2 separate regions of the Mus musculus genome follow, and region 1 is linked to region 2. The links are chromatin loops, found by intact Hi-C in ENCODE. Cell type or tissue: heart. All regions are shown on one strand. Each heading gives the region's core, and the rest is flanking DNA. Links, peaks and the distances in the headings are about the cores only.

Region 1 (10,374 bases), core at 1,288-9,287, 360 kb after region 2:
TCAAGGAGCGGCAGACAGGAAGTGACGTGATAGGGGAGCTTAGTTCTCCAGCTTGTTAGCAGCCAAGGAACTATGGGTCAGGAGGGGGCACCTCTTAGAGAGCCACAGCTGCCAGGCATTCTGCCTCGCTTGCCAGTCGGGGAGGCTTGGGTGTCCATCGCTACATTTCTCACAGCCAAGTTTAAAACAATTTCAAGGAAGCAAAGTATTCAATTAGAGATGGTTGAGGAAACCAGGCACGTATCATCTGTGTCGGCAGGAAAAAAAAAAAAAAAAAAAAAGAAAATATTTAGCTTTTGCAAGCTGTGAGCACTTAACGCCCCGCAGGATGGTATTGCCTCACGGAAGCGCAAAAGAATCCACTGAATACCTCAGAGAGATTAATTTCCCTAGGAAGAAAAATAAAACAAAGGAAGAGCCTCAGATCACATTTAAATATTTCCTTGCCAAGGCTTGGGGGAATTCTAGCGTTCCTCCCTCGCAGAGGAAAGCTTTTGTGCCTGGGAAAAGGGCAATGGGGACCCGGGGTGCCTGGGAGGATGGAGGCGAGGGAGGGCTGGCCTCTAGAGGAAGGGGCGTTTCAATAGCAGCACAGGTGCAACTGTTTGGAGTGAGTGATGGCTTTACAAATGACCCTGGCACAGAGCAGAGGAAACCCAAGGAGAAGATGAATTGAATTACAGCTCCAGCGTGGATACATTTGATTTTTGCCGCGGCGTCTAATGGATTGTGGGGCTGGCTGACCAGCTGGGGGAAGGTCAGAAGACCGAGGAAATGGGAGGGGCTAGTGATGAGCAGTTTTCTGGACCAACCGACCCGGGATAAGCTTTAGGTTGTGGGTTTTGGGACGGAGTGTTTGGAGTAGGAACGACCTCTGGTCGTAATCTCCTTTATCTGTGAACACTAATTGTGTTTCACGCTAAGACACTGCCAATCTCTGAGTTCACTTGAACACAAGGGAAGGCAAGATGGGCTAAGGGGTAACATATTCACCTTATTTTCTAAGACACATTCACATTGCTAAAGAGAATTAATAGTTTTTCACTTCAACTGAAAACATGATTTGTTTTTAGAAAAATTGACATCATATACTTTTTCTATGGCACTCCCCACTGCTGTGATATTTTCCTTATGCATATTTTATCATGCATACAAAATTTTCTAATATTGTCAATATGACTTCATATTTCCTTAGAATGTTAATCAAATCAATTGAGGAGTGTGATCACCTCACTACTCAGATACTTAATTAATTTCTTAAAAACATGAATTTATCTTTAGATAATTAAAAGTTTTAGTCATCCAGTTGCTCGGTTTTTATTTAGTTACTTTCTCATTTCCCCTCTTTTAATTCTGTCCGTGTAAAGTCTGCGCCCTTGTCTGCCTCTGCGTTTTGAATTACGTATTGTAATATTTTTCCCAATGTCCTTTCAGATAACCAGGAAGGAAGCAACCCCATATATCTCCAGATCTAGACAACATGGTTTTGATTCAGAAAATGCATAGTACGTCTCAAAAGTAGACAAGGCACTGCAGATTATAGAAATTACAGTGAGAAGAAATATGAGTAGTTTCTAAATTATCCTGAATTTCTGAGTGAGTGAGACAGACTTGTATTCCCATCCAGGCTGGCTGACTTCTTGTGGCCAGAGGACCCAGTGTGGCACCTGTCCAGAGTCACCGATTCCTTATCTGTAAAACAGAAACCATCCAGATGGGTTGTAGGGTTGCAGTGAGAACTGACTGAAATGTCTGCTCAATGCGGGGCTTCTTCTTGGCTGTTCTAGGCTTCCCACCCGTCCTGTTTTAACACTATGTTGACCAAAACTGTGGTACCCCAGAGGACCACTCTGCGAGGGTCTGTAGTCTGGAGTTCAGTCTAGCTGGGAATCCGAGTTGTGTTACTTTACTCAGCTCATTTGCCTGAGTCCACGTGCCTCCAGGGATCACACTGGTGTAGACGGGCTCTTCCCATCCATGCTGACCTCCATCTGGGCCACCGGTAACGTAGTGTGCTATCATCTGATTGGCCAGACCCACCGGAAGCCTGCTGCTCGGCACTCTAAGGTCTCAGTGTTTCACTGTGACTTCCACGAGGACGTGGACTACCACAGAGAGACCTGTATCTGCTGTCTACTGTGAGCTGATAAGAAAACACTTGAGAGCCACTTTAAAGGCACCAAGTACTTAACAAACGCTCATTAAGTCTGTGCCTTCCCTGGATACTACAATTACCTTGTGTGGTGGGTTTTTTTTTTTTTTTTTTTCTTCTTCCTTTTTCATTACGTCTTACCACAGGCCTTTGAAATAAAGAGCTAATTGCTTGGCTTAATAAACTTCTCCCTCTGACAGTCTATTAACTATTTTGCCCTTTATAAATATCACCTTTGAGGTCTTCCTGATTTTTCTCCTTAAGGTTTTCCCTGCGGAGCCCAGCACCAACTGTCCAGAGGTAGGAGAGTCTGGCTTTTCTTTCAGTACTCTGTTGTTTATTTATTTTTATTTTTCAATTAGCAACACACTTTGCCAAGGCCTTTGAGAGACTAAAACCACAGCTAACGTTAAGAACAGTGGCTTTGAGTATATTCTGTGAGCAATATATTCCTCAGGGTGTCAGAACCCCTGAGCTCTGTGGAAGGATTCTCCAGCACCTTCTATCCATGCACAGGGCTCTCTTTCTGGAACTCCATCTCTGTTGTTTGCATGGGATTCTTCCTCACGTTGGAATAGGTTGCCTGGAGAATCTACACTTTTGCTCTGCCCAGCTCTATCTCTCACTCCACAGCAGTAATCATGCTGTCTGCAGCAATGTGCTCTCTGATGACACGGTCTTCTCACTCACTTCCCATTAGAACCTTACAGGCTTTCATCCATCCCTATTTCCTACAAGACTTTCTGTTCTTTGAGACCAAGCTTCATCTGCCTGCATCAGGGGCTCATTTCAGCACCGAGTGGGCTGGCAGTCATGTGCCCAGCAGAGGGATTTACTTTGCTAGTGATATGGGGATGTGGGTAGAAGCTGAGCCTTGTCAGATGGAGGGCAACCTTTCGTGGATGCCTCTTAGAACATCAAGTTCATTTCTTCTTCCTCCCAACATGAGTGACAGGCAGATAGTTTGCTTCTCTGATGCCCAGTGGTGGCATCCAGTGTTGGGGACTTCATCAGCACAGTAGAATGACCTCACCAAAGGGGAGATGTGGTTCTCATCACACGAAGACACACTGTAAATATGAGCACTCTCTTGTCTGTGAGTTCATCTGCCTCAGAATTTAGGCAGGAGGACTAATTCATTCTCCAAGCGCTCGCTCTCGCTCTCTCTCTCTCTCTCTCTCTCTCTCTCTCTCTCATCTTGTGCAATGGGAGTCTAGGGAGGGAGAGTGTTGAGTTTGAGCTGGGGGCTGAAGAATGAGAGCAGAGACAGCACAAAGAGGAGAGACATCCTTGCCTTTCATGGGGCATCAGAATTGTGGACATTCATGTGGAGAAACAGGACAGGGTTGTTGGTGAGCAATGCAAAGTAGACACTGACATTCTTCAAGAGCCAGCATGTTCCAGTTAGTCAGCAAAAAGATTTTTTTCATTATTTGAAGGAATATTATATTACATTATGAAATCACAAAACTAAAGGAGGTAGAAGAAAAATTTGAGAACATTTAAATGTGGTTTCTTTGTTTTACTAAGACTTTCCCCAAAGCGTTCGTGGGCCTTATTCCTATTTTGCCTCCTACATTACTTTGGTAATTGTGTAGAATTACAGTGAGAATGGTCATGTGGCAAGGAGTTCATATACAGGCCATGGTGGCAGCTAACACATTGAACAAGACTGTCAATCCACCTAAGGACTTGGGTGAACAGACAGAGCTAATCTACCTGACAAACGTGTGGATAGCATTTTCTCCCTTCTCATAAGCAACACGCACCTCACATGACACTTTCAGTGGGAATCCTTAAGAACATCCTTATAAATTGCACACACACTTTTCTTCCCTGAGAAAAGAACATTAGGCGTTTGTAGAGCAGAATTCGTTCATGATTTTGGGTGATAACAACCCAGATGCTTTGTTGATTCTTAATTTTCCCAAAACTCATTCATTCTTCATCGAATCAGCACTTGTTTTTTGTGTGCGCTCTTTGAAATATTCCACATCTATAAGACATATGCTGCTCTCCAGTTCTGTATTCCCAGGTTTAGCCGTTCGAACCTTGCTCTCTGAAGCAGTAACATATTCTTTCTCACGAACTGACTGCAGTCACCTCAAATTCCCCCAGCACAGTTTTCCTTAACTAACCATGACACTTGGGGAAAGCCAGTGTTTTCTTAATGGCTTTAGCCCTTTTTTAGAGCAGGACAGGGTTTCCAGTCACCAGGCCAGACAACACTGAAGTTCCAGGCTTCTTTGTGGTACACACTGCGTTCACCCAGGGTCTGGAGAACTTCCTATGCTTCTGATTGTGTCATTGGGATTAAGGATGTAAATTGATGCTAACTGCGTGACTGACATCTAGTGGATAAAAGCCAGTGGTGCTGTTTAGACCAGTTTCTCTCCCATCTAATCCCTTTCTGCCCAATAGGCTTTCTTAGATGCAGCAATCTTTACCTATATATAGGAAAATTGAAGTACAGAGTCATACCACTAGAAGGAAAAATGGGGGCGGGATGTCGGACTCTTCTATAAATGAAGACTATTTCCTTTGTAGAGACTTGTAAGAGTGTACCGTATCTTGGAGTTGGAACAAAACCCCTGTGATTGTAGATTTACCTTGTTTATTGGAGAGCATACAGCACAATGGCCAAAGAGAATTTCAACGTTATTATTTTTTTATTGTGTTTTTAAAAATTTGTTCACTTTGCATTATCTTTATAAACACACTGTAAAAAAATTGGAGCTTTGATTCTGATATTACTACTATATATGAATATTATAATCCCTTGTTAATATTGTTCTGTTCTTAGACTCAAATACCAATAAACATTAGAATAAATTTTAAATTATTTGTGTCCTTTGCCTGCTGTAAAACTTTATCTGTTATTATTAAAGGTATAAAAAAGAGTTGATTTTGCCAGGAAGACTTTTAAAAACAGATTTATTTATTTTATTTAACTAGGGATACATCATAAGATTCTGTTTCAAAACAGGACTTATTTTTCAAAATTGTGTGTGTGTGTGTGTGTGTGTGTGTGTGTGTGTGTGTGTGTATAGTTGTCCACAGAGACCAGAAAAATTTAGGCATAAAATATTTTAGAAATACACGCTTATATAGGTATTAGAATGTGGATGTCTTTAGAAATGTAAAATCTGATTTTCAAAATATGGATGATTGAACAATGTGGCATAGTGGTTTATTTTTATATATCCATTTTTCAAAGTTAACTTTAATGAAGATTTATAGTTTGTTTTTATTTTATATGTGTGGTATGACTGTTTTGACACCATGTATGTGCACTATGCATGCAGTACCTGTGGAGGCCAGAAGAGGGCACTGGGTCCACTAGAACTAGAGTTAGAGACAGTCGTGAGCCACCATGTGGGTGCTGAGAATCAAACCTGTGTTCCCTGAAAGAGAAGCCAATGCTCTTAACTACTGAGCCATTTCTCCTGGCTCTGTCAAAGTTAACTTTTTAAAAGAGAGATTCGTTGATTTTTATTTTGTATGTATGTGTGTTGAGTCTGCTTGTATGTAAATACACCCGGAGACTGCCTGGTTCTGAGGAGGTCAGGAGAGGGCGCTAGAACCCTGGTTGTGAGTTAACCACGTGGTGCTGGGAGTAAACCTGTGTCCTTTGCAAGAGCAGTAAGTGCTCACGACCTCTGCAGCTCATCAGTTAAGTTTCAGTTGCTAGAGAAGACCTTGGCATTCAAGTTGTAGATTTTGTTTGTTTGGTTAAATGTGTGTTTTCTGAGAGAAGTTTTCTTCAGAAGAAAATTACTTCTCTTCGTATTCCATTTCCTCTTTGAAAAGCTAAGAAAGGTTGAGCAAAACCCAAAGCCCCACCTCACCGAGCATCTGGTGGCAGCCTGCAGCAACAGCTGTGTAAGGAAGGGAGGAAAGCCACGTCGATGTGTGTTCACTCTTCCAACTGTCACTTATACATGACCCTCACTCCTGTGCCTTAAGTCCCCTATGTCCCCTGGGAATGGCTAGAGGCAGCTTGGCCATGACTGACCTTTGATTATCAGGTCACAGTCAAAAGAATTTACATTTCTCACTGGTGTGGAGAGGAGAGGCTCTTAGTTTGCTGTGTGAGCACTGTTAATGAGAACAGTTTCCTTGGCAATGAAGTAACAAAGCCAATTATTATGTGACATGTAAATTATGCCTGGCTCTTCTTTTTTTTTTAAAAAAAATTTGAGTTATAATTTGCATGTAGTTGAAAGGCAGCACTGCATTTAATGAGTGATCTGCACATCACAACCTATGTCATGTATAAACAGTACTTCCGTCTCCTAACTATTTTTGTCTGACCTAGAGTTTGATAGGGACAGAATCCCACAGTATGCACTCCTCATATGCAGTTCCTCTGTGGAGTTTTCAAAGTGCGTTCATGTTGTTGTCATGTGACTTGTGTCATGCACGTCACCTTTTTGTTACTGGGTGACTTTTCATTATTGGGTGATATTGGACATGCCCAGTTTTCCTTCCTCAGCAAGTGTGCTGTCCTTGAAATACCAAGGTTACCAACACAGGTTCTCCTTCATTCAATACTACAAACATGTCAGATAGTTTCAGAATGTTACAATCACATCAACATACTAGATCTACTTTGTATCAGCATCTCTATCCCAACTTTGGGACTCTACGCTATTCAGAAGTTTCTTGGAGTTAGTTTTGTTTAACAGTGATTATAGAAGTCTTTGAAACGCAGTTCAGTTGCATCGAATTGTTTGTTTGAATTTTGACTTACTTTTCCCCCCTTTCAGCACTTTAAAAAAAGCATATAATCAATAGGCACATATACACAAACATATTTTAATATTGTATGCACAATTGCATTTGCACTTTATGACCCAATTAAAAAACATTTTTCTTATTAAGTGAATTAGTTTCTCATTTGATATTGCAACTGCTGTATTTGGTCTCCTGTTTGGTTGTGATGCAATTACCATTTATATTATTTTATGTTTAGTGTTTGTGTTTTATTACATCTTTCTACTAGCTGAATTTTTCCCAGGAACTTAGAATTTGGTCCTCTTGTGCCAATTAATGTTGGATCCACTTTTTATTATTATGCACTCTGCCATCTTTAAATATTATTTTCTGACTCACATTGAACCATTTAAGTCAGAAAGCTAAGAGTTTTTTTTTTTAACCTATGTTCTACATCTATGAAAACAAGTCCCATCCACATACTACATACACAGTGTTCAGAGGCTCATCATTATAGACTTACTTCTGCAGAGATAAATATCCCAGCTGTGGCCATCTCTCCTTCTGTCACAGATACCCCAGGCACGTTTGGTTTGACAACAGTATTCTTTAGGATATCACCCAGGAGAGAAGCATGTTCAAGCTTTTAGGAATTCCACTCTTTTTGAGCCGTACTGACACCACTGATATTTGACCTACATTTGGGTGGATATGAACTCTTCAGCTCGGGATTTCCGGAGATTTTGAGAACTTTTTAGTTTCTTTGTGGCTTCTGGAAATGCTCTTGCTTTTGGAGTCAGCAAATAGATTTTCTTTTTGTCTCAGGACCTGAGGGTTTTTAACTTCATCTGTAAACTTTGAATGTTTTCACTGATGTCTGCCCTGGACTCCAGGTTTCTGAGCCTTTCCCCAGCTCTCCACTGCATCTTCCATATGTAAAGCCAGTTTCTTTTATTTCTATAATGTCTTCTTTGGTTGTAGTTTTTAACATTAATCTTTTCCTCTATTTCATGGTTTCCTTTCTTTCTCCTCCCCCTTTCATCCCTTTCTCTCCCTTAGGAGCTCCAGTAATTTACAACTTTGATCTTTCCTTGTCTTCATTTCAACCAGTTTTTCTTTGAATGGTTTTACAACTTCATTTATTTACATATTAAATAAAAATGGCTTTATTATTTTTTATTTTTAATATTGCAATAAAATGACATCATTTTCCCCTTCCTTTACCTCCTTCCAAACTTGCACATATGTCTTTCCTTACTTTCTTCCAACTCCATGGCCTTTTTCACTAATTGTTATTACATATGTATATGTATTCTTAAAGCTTTAAGTCAGGTTTTTGGCTTGAGAGATAGCAAAGGGTCAGAGAGGTCTATGGATTAGAGAGGGAAAAAGTAGGAAGCAAACGATGAAGTGATTATTATGGTAGCCAAGAAGGAGGGATTGGTATACCCCGTCCAGTCCATCTGATAAGCCTTTGGCAATGCCATGAGGCATGCACTACTGAGCCATTAGCGGAGACATAGGAACCCAGGTCGACAGGTGTTTTTGGTTGGGTTAGGAGTAAGGCCAATGTGTCTTTAAATCTCTATCATTTCTGACAGTTTGATCTTGGGCAACATCTTCATGTTCTCTAGTACATAGCTGTCTCTGATGCAAATTAAAAATAAGTTCCTATAATTCTGTTGTGAGGATAGAAGATAGTAAAATGTAGGTTTCTAGATAAGGCAAGGGATCACTACATATCTTTTGATATGTATTTTAGCAGAGGTAGTAGATTGATTTTATTTTTAAAGTCAAAAAGAAATGCATTCGTTATTTTTCTAGTTCATTACCCAGTTCATTCCATCAGTTGATTAAAACTAATTTATTGATGGTAGAAATACAGACTGGTATAGCCCCTATAGAAATGAGTGTGGAGACTCACTCTACAGGCACTGGGAAGAGAGCTACCTCAAGATCCAGCTACACCACTCTTGAGCCTATACCCAAAGGACCATGCATTTTGCTACAGAGATACTTGCAAATGCAAGTTCATTGCTGATCTACTCATATCTGCCAGAAATAAAAAAGCCTAGATGTCTGTCAGTTGCTGAATGGATAATGAACATCTAGTATATTTATACAATGGGATGTTAAAGAGACAAAATTATGTAACTCACAGATAAATGGACGGAGCTAAATAAAAAAATATTCCGTGAGGTAACCCAGACCCCTCAAAAGAAATATGTTTTCTCTTATATATATGGATGTTAGCTTTTAAGCATTTGATAAACATGTTATAATCCATGTAACCACAGAAGTTAGGCATCAAGTAAGGGACTAGGAAGGAGGGGAGGATCTCCAAAGGAAGGGGACGAAATACGTAATGATAGAGACAGAGGAGAGACTGGAGTAGGTGGGGATGAAGATGGGAGGGAGAGTAGGGGGATGCAAGGAGGGACAGCGAACACTAAGGCCATTTGAGGGGTCTTATGGAAACCTACCATTGTAGAAGTTTCCTCAAATATATACATAAACAAAAGAGGTCTAAGTGGAGTCACCAAATAACAGGGGAGACAACGTCTCAAATAGATACTTTTCACCACCAAGTGAATCTAGTGCTCAGAATGGGTTATGTAAAGTTTAGTCACTGGTCAAAAGGGTCCCATGAACACCCATAAGCAGTCCAGGCTATTGTCAAGGTGGTTGATTGCTCTCAACAAATTGATGATAAGGCCCTGTTGTTGAGGACGACACTCACGTATCTTGTTGAATACAGATTAATCAATCTGGTGCCTAACTCGGGGCCTTAACCCCTACTGACTAGTGCTTGTAGTACTGGGAGGTACTCTGCACGTTCCTGGAGGAGAATCATAACCCCCAACCCAACTACAAACACTGTGGCCTACGATGGTACCTTGTTTGCATGATATGCCAGTGCAATAATGGCACACACGTTTTGTGAGTGACCAACCACTATCAGATTAAGGCAACTCTGTGGGATGCAACCTATGCCTGACACTACTTAGATAGCCAAGAACCTGAGACGAGATAGGCATGGGCCTAGGGGGAAGGTAGATACTATTGTTCTGCTAAAGGAAGTTAGCAATCAAGGGACCTGTCAACAATATTCTTCGATACCTATAGATCAATGCCTCTCCCAGCCATCATCAGAGAAGCATTCTCCTGCGGTAAATAGGAACCAACATGGAGACCCCCAACTGGATAAATGTGCAGGAAGGGAGAGATTTTGAAACATTCAGTCCTAATGGGATGTTTATACCAAAAGGTTGTAAAAGCCAGAGAGGATGAGTAATACCAAGGGATTAGCGTGAAGACTCCAAGAGTCAGTCCAAGTGAAGGGTCTAAAACCAAGCCCAACAGGACTGCTGAGATACGCTGGCCTGTAAACAGTGTAGGCAAGTGTGCCGGAGTTCAGATCCTTAGCACCATGTAAAAAAGACAGCTGCATGCACAGACACAGGCAAATTCTAGGAACTCACTTGCTAACCAGCCTACTCAGGGGC
Region 2 (10,374 bases), core at 829-8,828:
TGCCTGGATGGCCTGAGAAAATGACAGAACAGAACACATGGCAGCTGATATTTATGCTCATTTTGGAATGCTTGTTCTCCTTTGATAAAAGGCTTAAACATAAATATCACATGCGTGAGAGAGACGCCCATATTTACAAATTCTGAATGCCTACAATTCTCTAAGTTGATCTTTCTCATTCAATCTGTAAGGTAGCGCTCTACCTTCTTCTACTGGTGAGTATCTAACAAGGTCCGCTCTTGATGCGTGGGGCTCTTGACTTGATGTACACAGTAATGAAAGCTAGCTATTGATTTTTCTGTAGCTGCTTGTAACTATTATAGTTGATACATCAATAGGAAAGGAAAGCACAATGATTCACAGGAGGCAGAAAATCACAGAATACATGGTGCCCTGACAGTAAATCACGGCATAATCCTAAGAACTGATAGATGGTTCCTGCTAACTCGAAACCCGGGGCTTTCTCTGAAAAGACCGTCCTATTATCGCCCAATACTTCCTACCAGACTGACTGTCCAGAATGGCGCAAAAGGACGCAAGACAATGTTTCATCTGACAAAGCTTTCTCTTTTCCTCGGGGTGGGTGGGGCGGGCTGAGTGGGAATTTGCCGGCTGGTGAGCAGTTACGGGGCCATTTTCCCTTCTCAGTTCCTAGAACAGAGATGCTGTAGACTAATTCCTCCAAGAAAGCTTCCAGGCTAATTTCTGAGAACAGCCTACAATATTGAGAACAAGCAAGAAAACAAACAAACAGAGCTTTGGTTCGTCTCTAAATGCTCAAGGGAGGTGGATGAAACAGATTTCAGAACAGAAAAGATGTACACTCTCAGCTTCTGCCTTATAAAAAAGGTACCAAGTACTGCGAAGTGCTTGGAGACGGGGCAGGGGGCATGCTTGGGGCATGAGGAAGGCCTATGTTTTCTGACAGTCTCTAAATTGGTGAGAGCTTGTGATCCTCTCCCCTACTGCCCAGGAACCAAATCTATATGTCGCCATTCACATATACGCGGCTTAATGTTAAAGCATCCAGCCCTATGTGGTGGCTTTAGTGGTTAAGCCGTCGTCTTACTTGCATCTTGTAACCAGTCCGTTAATTACTAGAGCTCTGAGCATTGCCTGAAGCTTCCCCATCACCTGTATTAATTATTTAACAAGGCGTCATATTTTTAAGTGGTGTTGATAACCATCTGAGATGCTTGACTGTGATAGCAAGGAGCATTAAATATGGATGACGCTCACTGGAGTCGGAAGAGTTGCCTGTCTCTACACCAGGTTGATGCTGTAAAAACAAAGCAGGGGTGGTCTCCCCATTAACTCCTCTATGGACAGTCCGGAGGTTTGTTTCCTCTGGCAGGCACCCGACAAGGGAGGCAGAAGAGGGGTTGGAGGTTTCAAGTTAGCCTTGATTGGTTTCATCACCAGTCTGAATGAAAAAGGGGTGAGTGAGGAGGTAGGGGTGGGAGGAAGAGGGGGGTGGGAAGGTAGAGAGGAGGACTGGAGAGGAGAGCATAGGATGGCGATGTATCTTTCAAACTCTTTGTTGTGGCTTCTACTCAATCCCCATTATTTATCAACCTGCCCATTCACTTACCATCTACGGGCAGTGTGGACCCCTACTATGTGCTTATTTTGCACTATGGACTTCAAACAAGTGACAGAGACGTTCATAGAATAACTTTGATAAAGTCATCCTTACATGGTGCTCAATGGGGAAGGGTTGGCGGGAGGGGTTGCTTCAAGGAAGTCAAGCAGATGTCCGTAAAGAACCAACATGTAGGCCCTAAGTGATGGCCAGGAGCTTACAATAAGGAAATGCAGGCTGAGGCTCCACAGGCACAGCCACCATCAGTACCGAGCCACCATATAGTATGATGCTGTGGCTTTGCTGAGAGTTGCCAGGCTGCTGCACGCAGGGCTCTCTCTTTCCTCCTTGACTCTGGTGCGTGTTAAGTGTGAACACACAGATATGACAGACACCAGCTGTTGGGTGCTTTCAGATAGCCACCAGCCGGTGTCTGACGGACACTCTTCTTTGGCACAAGCACAATGGAAAGAGAGTCTGTACATATCTATCTATATCTCTCTATATAGAGATATATGTACACACACATTTCATCTAATAAGAGCCCTATGACAGTCAGGTGCTAACCACTGATCTTCGGGACAACATGGGAAGTGGTGGGGAAGAAGCCCTGGGTACCCCATCCATGGCTGCATCTGACCCTGTTCTTCCATAATTCCTCCTGACCTGGTCTGGAAATACACAGTACTAGCGTAGCGAGAGACAAGGTGATAAAGGAGGAAAGGATAGAAAATAACCAGAGATCAATGTCAGAATTACTCACTGATGTATACAAAGGGAAGGGCATTCACAAGGAGGTAATCTTAACAAACCAGGTTGTTTTTTGTATTTGAGCAGGGTCCCACCATTTAACCCAGGAAGACCTGGAGCCCAGAATCATCCCAACTCAGCCTTCTGAGCTGTGGCATCCCAGCGCCACCAGGGCCACTATGCTGGACTTATGCTGAAAACAAAAACAAAAACCCCTCCCCTTTCAGCTTGCAATTTATAGAACCCCTCTCGCCCTCCCTGAGCATATTCACACATTCTCTACTCAACAATAAACTCTCTCTCTCTCTCTCTCTCTCTCTCTCTCTCTCATATTCATAGTTTCTTTTTGTTTGCTCGAACATGACTATTAGCTACTTAGTTACCCAATTTTGTTTTTGTCATCAATCAAATCCATATTTAATTGGATATTGGACATCTACTGAATATTCAATAGCTGCTTTACTGACTAGTTACTATGGTTTTGAAAAATAAAAACTTTTGTGTTATACATCCATTATAAGCTTGTTTTAGAACAAGCAATTATCTGTACATGTGTGTCTGTCTGTCTGTCTGTCTGTGATGGTGTGCATATAAATATAGGCACCCTGGAGGCCAGAGGCAGGCAGCAGATGTGTTGCTGGGGTTACAGATGATGTGAGCTGTGCAATGTGGGTGCTAGATAGAACTCAGGCCCCCAGCAAGAATGTCAGATCCTCTTAACCACCGAGCCATCTCTCTGCCCTCAAGAGATTCTCAAAATTTCCAAAGACTAGAGACTTGTTGACTAAATTTTGAGATCCAGCCCAGCTGGCCCTCTAGCCTAGAAACTAAGGACACCATAGACAATGACCAGGAGAGTGGCCACCCTTGTGATTTGAACATAGTATCATCTAAAATTTACTTCCAACTTAATTTTATTTTATGTTTAATGTCCACAAATACCCTTTCTTGTTAGTTGAGAAGAATTTTAAACATGCCTTAGGTTGCCTGAGAAAGGACCAGCGGTAGAGAATGACGCTTGGTTTGACTGGTACCTGTGGATGGCTTTTGTGCAAGCTATTAAAAAAAAAAAATCACACCTATGAAAAACAGCTCTGTAACCGCCTCCTCAGCCAGACTCCGACGGCGGCCACAGCTAAGGAACCAGGGCAGCAGGCTTCGATGCTGTTCTGCTTGGGAGTGTTAAAGACAGGTCAGTTCCCTTAAGAGAATATTTATAAACCAATGCAAAACACAGATAGCTTACTGGCTGTGGATGTAGCATAGCAATTGCATGTTTTACCTGGTATGCACGAGGCCTTTGCCTGGACTCTACCAGTGTGTGTGTGTTTGTATATGCTAAAATTGTATGAATCTCTTAGCTAACAAACACATAGTAAATTTGTTAATACTTAATATAATCTAGTGTCTTGCATGTAGTCTTTCATATTTAGGTGGGTAGGTGTGTGTGTGTGTGCGTGCGTGTACATGCCATGTGGAAGTCAGAGAACAACTTATAAGAATTTTTCTCCCCATCATGTGCGTCTCGGGGTTTGAACTTATGTCATCAGGCTTGGTAGCAAGCATCATCACTAGGTGATGCCAGCTCAGTTACTCCAATAATTTTTTTATAAGTAAACTACAGTTAGATTTGGAAATGAATCTCTGGTAACAATAGAAAATTTATTTTATTTATTACTATTGTTGTTGTTTATCTAGTACAACTCTCCTATAAATTTATCTCTTTTGAAGGTGAAGACTCTTGGGTGCCTAATGTTTGAACAAAGAGCAAAGAAGCCATCCCTGCTGCAGTGTGAGACTAGTTCTTCCAGATGCCTTTGCTATCTGAAACAGCGAAGCTCTCAGAAGCTACAGTGAGAACTTATGTGGACCCCCTATTTTTCAGAAGCATCTGAAAATTCACTCTTTCTGTATACTCTTGGTTTATGTGTCAGAATACAAGGTTAAGATATTCCTGTAACTTAGTATACAGGAAAGTGGACCATCGGCTTTAGGCTCCCTGGAGACGCTCCTGAAATAAGGACACCATACACTGCATATTCTGGTTTAGTTCTGGGCACTACTAACAAAACCTTTCCCCTTTAGTTGATTCAGGGGAACAACATTTAGGAGTAACTGTTAGGACATCGAATGGTGGAGAGTTCTTGGCAGATCATTTATATTCAGATTTCTGGGCTCTACCCATTGACACGTTGCCTATTTCGTGGCCCCAGGCAAAGCTCCAGGAATCGGGGCTTCTCATGAAACCTGGGAAGGCCAGCATGGGCAGCTCCTGGACAATGGTCTGAGGTACTATCACGCTAGCTGTGGCAAAAGGAACTTCTCAGGGCCTGGGCATAGGAAAAGGTGTGGTGTGTCTAGAAGACAGAACAGAAACCAACTGCACGACTTGGCAGAAGTTCCTCGGATTGTTGGGTTGGGTAGGTGTGCTGAGAAGAGAGCAGAGCAGCCTCTCTGTGAGTTTGGAAAGACAAACTGGAGTCAGTTTCACAGATCGAATAGGAAGATGGCTCACCGTTGGGGTGGGAAATGGCATGGCATAGAGCTGACAGAGGCCTGTAAGAACACAAATCATCTGTCCTCCAAGAGAATGTGAGTTCAGCTCCTGGTGGCTTTGAATCACATACAAATCCAGGTGCATGGGGAGCCTAAGGCTATCCTCCACGGGTACTGCATTCAGATGCACAGACTCCCAAAAGACACACACGGTTAAAAAAAAAAAAAACATGTAGAACTATTATTCAATAACAGTAAGCCTACCACAAAAATGCATTAAAATGATCAGAATGATGGAAGTGAATAAAACCTGACACTTGACAAACATACTGTATTACACAAGCCAAACTTCCAAAAATTAACTAAATAGCACATTACAAAAGGAGTCTCTGTGACATGTGGCTCATAATTTACATTCCGGAAATGAAAGCATGGCCAAACTGATATTTGCTTAGAAATTGAAAGCCCACTGCTTGAGAAACCACAAATTTTTAAAGGCCCAAGAGCAGAATAGAGATATGAGATATTTGGAGGTGAATACGGGCCCACGAGAAAGGGCCACTCGGGCTCTGGCAAAGACGCTTGTGGGAGTGGCGCCCCCTAGAGTTCTGAAAGGTAACAAGCATGCCCTTCTAGACTCCCTGACCGCCATTGTCTCTGCAGTTAACAATTATAGTTGTGCCAAGAGGCAACTTTCAAACCCCAATTCTTTCCATAAAAATATAACAGATCAAGAAGTGTTCAACTCAAGAATCTATCTAGAGTGCGAATAAATTAATAAAGAAGGGGATCTACTGAAATTGAAGGCAAAAAATAGCTGCATATCTTCAAAGTCAATGTATTTTCTTTGCTTTCTATACAAACAAAAACCATACTAATTTCTGAGAGTTCATAATTATTCTTATAAGAGGTACAAATATATTACATTGTTGACCAGATGTGAAAATATTTGTACCTCTTATGAAAATATGATGGTTTATGTTCTAGGCTTCTGTCAGCTCTTGTGAAAATAAGTTTTGCACTGTTTTAACTCCAAACTAAACTACAGAAAAGCGATTTCAGGTATCAAGGGAATCAGGTGGCCAATTATACATTAATTCACTTAAAAATATTCAGTGTAGAAGATGTCAAGAAAAGGCACTGCAGTGTAAAAACAAACTATATAGGAAGTCGCTAGAAAAGTGTGGCCAACAGATGTCTGTGGAGAAGTGACACAGCTTCCCCGAAGGCTGTCAACGAAATCCTGCCCACTGAAGAGAAACCACCCTCACAAACGACAGAATTTCAGGTCCGTGAAGTAAATCACGTTCCCCAAATCAATTCCTAAACACAAAGCAATTTCAACCAAAATCCCACCTTAGCTGTCTGTGGAAGAATAGCCCAAACCTGCAACTTCTGTGGGACGGGGAAAGCCAATGATTGAGACCAATTAGCCAGTCTTCAAGATTCATTCTAAGGAGCTGGGCACACTGGTGCACACTTTAAATCACAGCACAGAGGAACTAGAACCAGATGGGTCTCTGGGAGCTTGAGTCCAGCCTGGACTACAGAGTGAGATCTGGACAGCTAAAGCTAGATAGAGAGAAACAGAAAGGTTCCTGTAAGAAGGATGAAAACACATGGAACTTTGCTTTGAAATTACCAAAGGGGGCAGTGACATAAGATATAAAATTCAGAAAGAGATCCATATGCATGTACAAACACACACACACAAACACACACAAACACACACACACACACACACTCTCTTTGAATATATAAAAGATACAGCATTAAAATAAGAAAGTATTTTATTTATAAGTAGCATTGGAACAATTAACTACCTATAAAAGAAAAATAAAATCTCATGCACCATACACACACACACACACACACACACACACAAAACACTAGTCTGAATATTGTAATAATCTAAATATGAAAATATACATCTTCATTTTGATGTAGTGTTCCTATCTGTCCAAAGTAAACTATAGAAAATCCATTCCAAATGATTGGTAAATGCTTCTTTTCCTCAAAAACTACTTAGCTTTGCGGTTATTGACTAATTGGAAGATATCACGGGAAAGGATTGTACTGTAATAAACACAACAGCACAGACATACACCCACACAGACACCTTAAAGGCTGAGGGTTCCCTAAAGAAAAAACCAACAGCAAGAATCACACAGGAAAATATGACTATGGCTACTTCCGTGAAAGAGACAGAATTCACCCCTCCAGTTACCCTTAGAGAAAAGGGAAGGACCCTGTGAGTGAGAAAAGCATATATTCCCAATGGGCTAATGACGTGAGCCGAGAGTTCAGAAAAACAGGAGAAGGGTGTTCCAAGCCACTGATAATCACAAGTACAAATTCTAAATGACAACTTACACTAATTAATGAAATAACTAAGAGTGTTGATTTTTGATTAGAGGTAATGGGGCCTCTTGTTTACTCTGCATTATAATATGGCCAAGCTGAATAGGAGAATATTTTTAAAATTTCTATAGAAATGAAAATAATTTCCTGATAACATAGTAGAATAAGATATGTAGAGGACTGGTTTGTAAATAGCCATGAACTGGAGAAAGAATCACCCAATGGTGGTGTTCGCCGTGTAGTGAACGAATGTGAGAGGTAGCAATATGGGGGGGGGGGGGCAGGTTTCCCTAGGATTCCAAAGATTCTCAAACAGAAATCTGGAAAATACACCCTGGGGCAATGAGAGCAAAGCAAGATGTTTTTAAATGCTAAAGGCAGTCTTCTTTTGTAAGAGAAGAATAAGCTGCTGCAGCTACCTCATTGAGAGAGGAATTTCCTTGAAGTTATAATTAGAAACGATACTGTTACAGTATCCAGGGGCCCCAGGTCCACTGATATGCACGGCTCTGGACCGGCGCCAGCACATATGGGTATTCCATCTATCTCGGAATTCTTTGTAGCCAACAACAACAGCTTATTTTCTCTTAATTTTAGGAGAAATTGCTAATTACTAAAACTCTTTCCTGGCTTTCTTTTTATTTTCCGGTTCTTCAAGTTTTTGATCCCAGACTCTGACCACTGACCCTTCTGCTCATCATAAAGGTTTGTCGAGATAGGAGCGGGAGACAGGTGGCCAGCATAAAACATCCTTACCCTGTTAGCTACAGTGTGTCTGACTTTGCAGTGATCAAACTGGCAAGTCCATTCTCCAGACTGGGAAACAGAGAGCAAGTGTCTGAAAGCTGCCGAGCTTTGGACGGGCTGCAGCCGAGTAAGGAAGGGTAAAGGCAAGTAGCTGGCCTGTACTCAGCTTCTGAGGGTCTAGAAAGATTTGATTCCCTCCAGGCTCCTGACTGGTCTACTTTAGATTGAATTACCATCGTTGTAACTGACAAATGTGGAGATTGCCCTTATAGTTTCCCTTAATCAATTAGCCGGAAAAACAGTTGGGAGTTGTGCAGAAATCTGGCCTTTGGTGTCTAAAGTGTGCAGAGCTCTTACTTATTGCTACCTACTTCCCGGGGTGATTTTGATGTGGTTGGACTTCCCCGGCTCTTGGGAAGATAGCATAAGGACAGCGCATGAACTGTATCTTAACTTGCTGTGATGCTCAGAAACAATGCGTACAAATTACACTGTTCACGGGCGGTCATAAGTGAATGTGCCAACTAAGCAAGCACTGCTTTCTAATACGAAGGGCATTCCAGGAATGATGCTAGATGCTCAAGATACAGTGTGAAGGGCGAGCTGGTCCTCCAGCTGTGGACCCACAAAACAATTACAATAGAAAATGATAAATGGAGCACTGTCAAAGAAGCAACACAGAAGCGGAGGGAGAGATGAGTGAAAGATGAAGCTTACACCCACAGTGCCCACGGCAGAGGTTCTGGAGCCTGAAGTTTGATAGCTAAGGAAGCTGTCACTCAGGACGAGCCACAGTGTCACAGGGAGGATGCTTAGCTCCACCTCATCCCAGGTGCTTGGATTCTAGATGGTAGGACCAAGACCTCCGATTTTGAAGTTCATCGTTTTGTCAATAAAAATATCTCAAAACATACACGAGCTTGCTTGTTTATTTGTTGATCTAATGATTAGCAGGGCCTTATTCATGCAGCCCAGGCTGGGATTAGAGGGATGTGCCGCTTATGCCTGACTCACAAATTCATAGTTTGCGCTCTACTCCTTACTCTCTCACTCTGCTTGGTCCTGTGAATTTGAGGCTAGCGATGTGAATAAAGGGGAAGCATTTGAGGCTGTATTGTAATGTAGCATTTGAAAGCTACTGCATTCAGTACCACTGGGAGACAGGGCATAACTTTAATGTTACGTGATAGGCAAAGTTCGATGTTCAATGTTGAAGACACTTCCTAAACAGAAAGGTGGCTCCAGAGGCTGGAGGGAAGGGAAAATGGGAATTACACCTTCATGGGGAAAAAGTTTCAATTTTGGAAGGAGAGGGACAATGGTTATATAACAACATATATATGTTTAACCTGTATGCTCAAAATTATATAAAATGGGAATTGATGTTGTATAAATTTCGCTACAAGTTAAAGATGGAAATAAGCCTAGTGGGTCGTAGGTCAGAGACAGTGTGCTGTACTGTGTGAGGCTCTCACCTCTCAGAGACTTGGTAACGTATGGAAGAGGAGGCGTCTAGTCAGTTCTCTGAAAAGCAACTGTCCTGGTCGTGTAATGGAGTCGTGCCCAAGTCAGCAATGTATTTCCAAAAGAAGTTACATATGTTTCTCAAACTTCCCAGGTAGAGGCAGGAAGATCAGATTCTGGGATATGTAAGACCTTGTCTTGAAGAAAAAATAAAAATAACTCCCCAAAAGGTTAGATTAAAATAAAAACAGCTTGTGTGCACACAGACCGCAGGGGGTGGGGGTGGGGAGGAAAGAATATGCCCTTAATATAGGTATTAGTGTTGCCAGCACAACAGTTATCTCTCTTAGGATGAATATCAAAGAGAAAGGTTTATTTCAGATGATCTACTGATGCTTCTACATATAAACAATATAGGGCAAAAGACAAACAACTGAACTGCAGCCATTCCTTCCTGGTTAGGAAGAACTGTCCCAATCTGAGCCCAACACTGGCCTCCATAGAAGGCACACCCTTCCTCAGAGTTTCAGCCAACCTAGTGCAAATGATAAGTTGAGATACAAGTTAAGATACAGTTCATGCGCTGTCCTTATGCTATCTTCCCAAGAGCCCGGGAAGTCCAACCACATCAAAATCACCCCGGGAAGTAAGTAGCTGTAAGTAAGAGCTCTGGACTCTTTAGTGCAAATGAACACAGGTGGACTGATTAATGTCTTACAAAGACCAAGCCCCTGGATCGCATAGAACCTACCGGGGTTCGAGGGGTTCAAATGTAGCACATAATAGCTCTGTGGCATGTGCGGTGCCAGGGCACCCGTTCTGTCTTCTCAGGTTTACCCATCCCAATGATGACATTTTTAAATAGCCTGGTACATGACTACCTTCCATGAAGTAAATAAAATGTGATCTAAATTCTCCACAAGCGCGCGATTTCCCTAACTGTCGAAGTCCATTCTGTGCATGTTCCCCACAGT

The links. A loop is a pair of places that touch in the nucleus more often than their neighbours do. Peaks named below come from ENCODE experiments on the same cell type or tissue, not always from the same donor. Only the 100,000 strongest peaks of a DNase experiment are listed, where the experiment ranks them.
Region 1: it touches region 2 in a loop (2.6-fold over the local background); 2 of 42 quality-filtered maps call a loop at or near these places.

What each region holds. Positions count from the first base shown.
Region 1 is chr1:137,221,191-137,231,564 of GRCm38, forward strand. No RefSeq gene overlaps it. Among named protein-coding and RNA genes, the nearest start is that of Gm25609, 11 kb to the left of the region's middle. In heart, for the core only: CTCF peaks have their summits at 4,509 (motif pointing left) and 5,466 (motif pointing right); no DNase peak of the experiment used is centred there; H3K4me3 peaks cover 260 bases; H3K27me3 peaks cover 1,102 bases.
Region 2 is chr1:136,861,473-136,871,846 of GRCm38, forward strand. All of the region lies in intron 8 of Nr5a2 (nuclear receptor subfamily 5, group A, member 2), which reads right to left. Among named protein-coding and RNA genes, the nearest start is that of Nr5a2, 94 kb to the right of the region's middle. In heart, for the core only: a CTCF peak has its summit at 5,435 (motif pointing left); a DNase peak (open chromatin) is centred at 7,699; H3K4me3 peaks cover 339 bases; H3K27ac peaks cover 1,869 bases.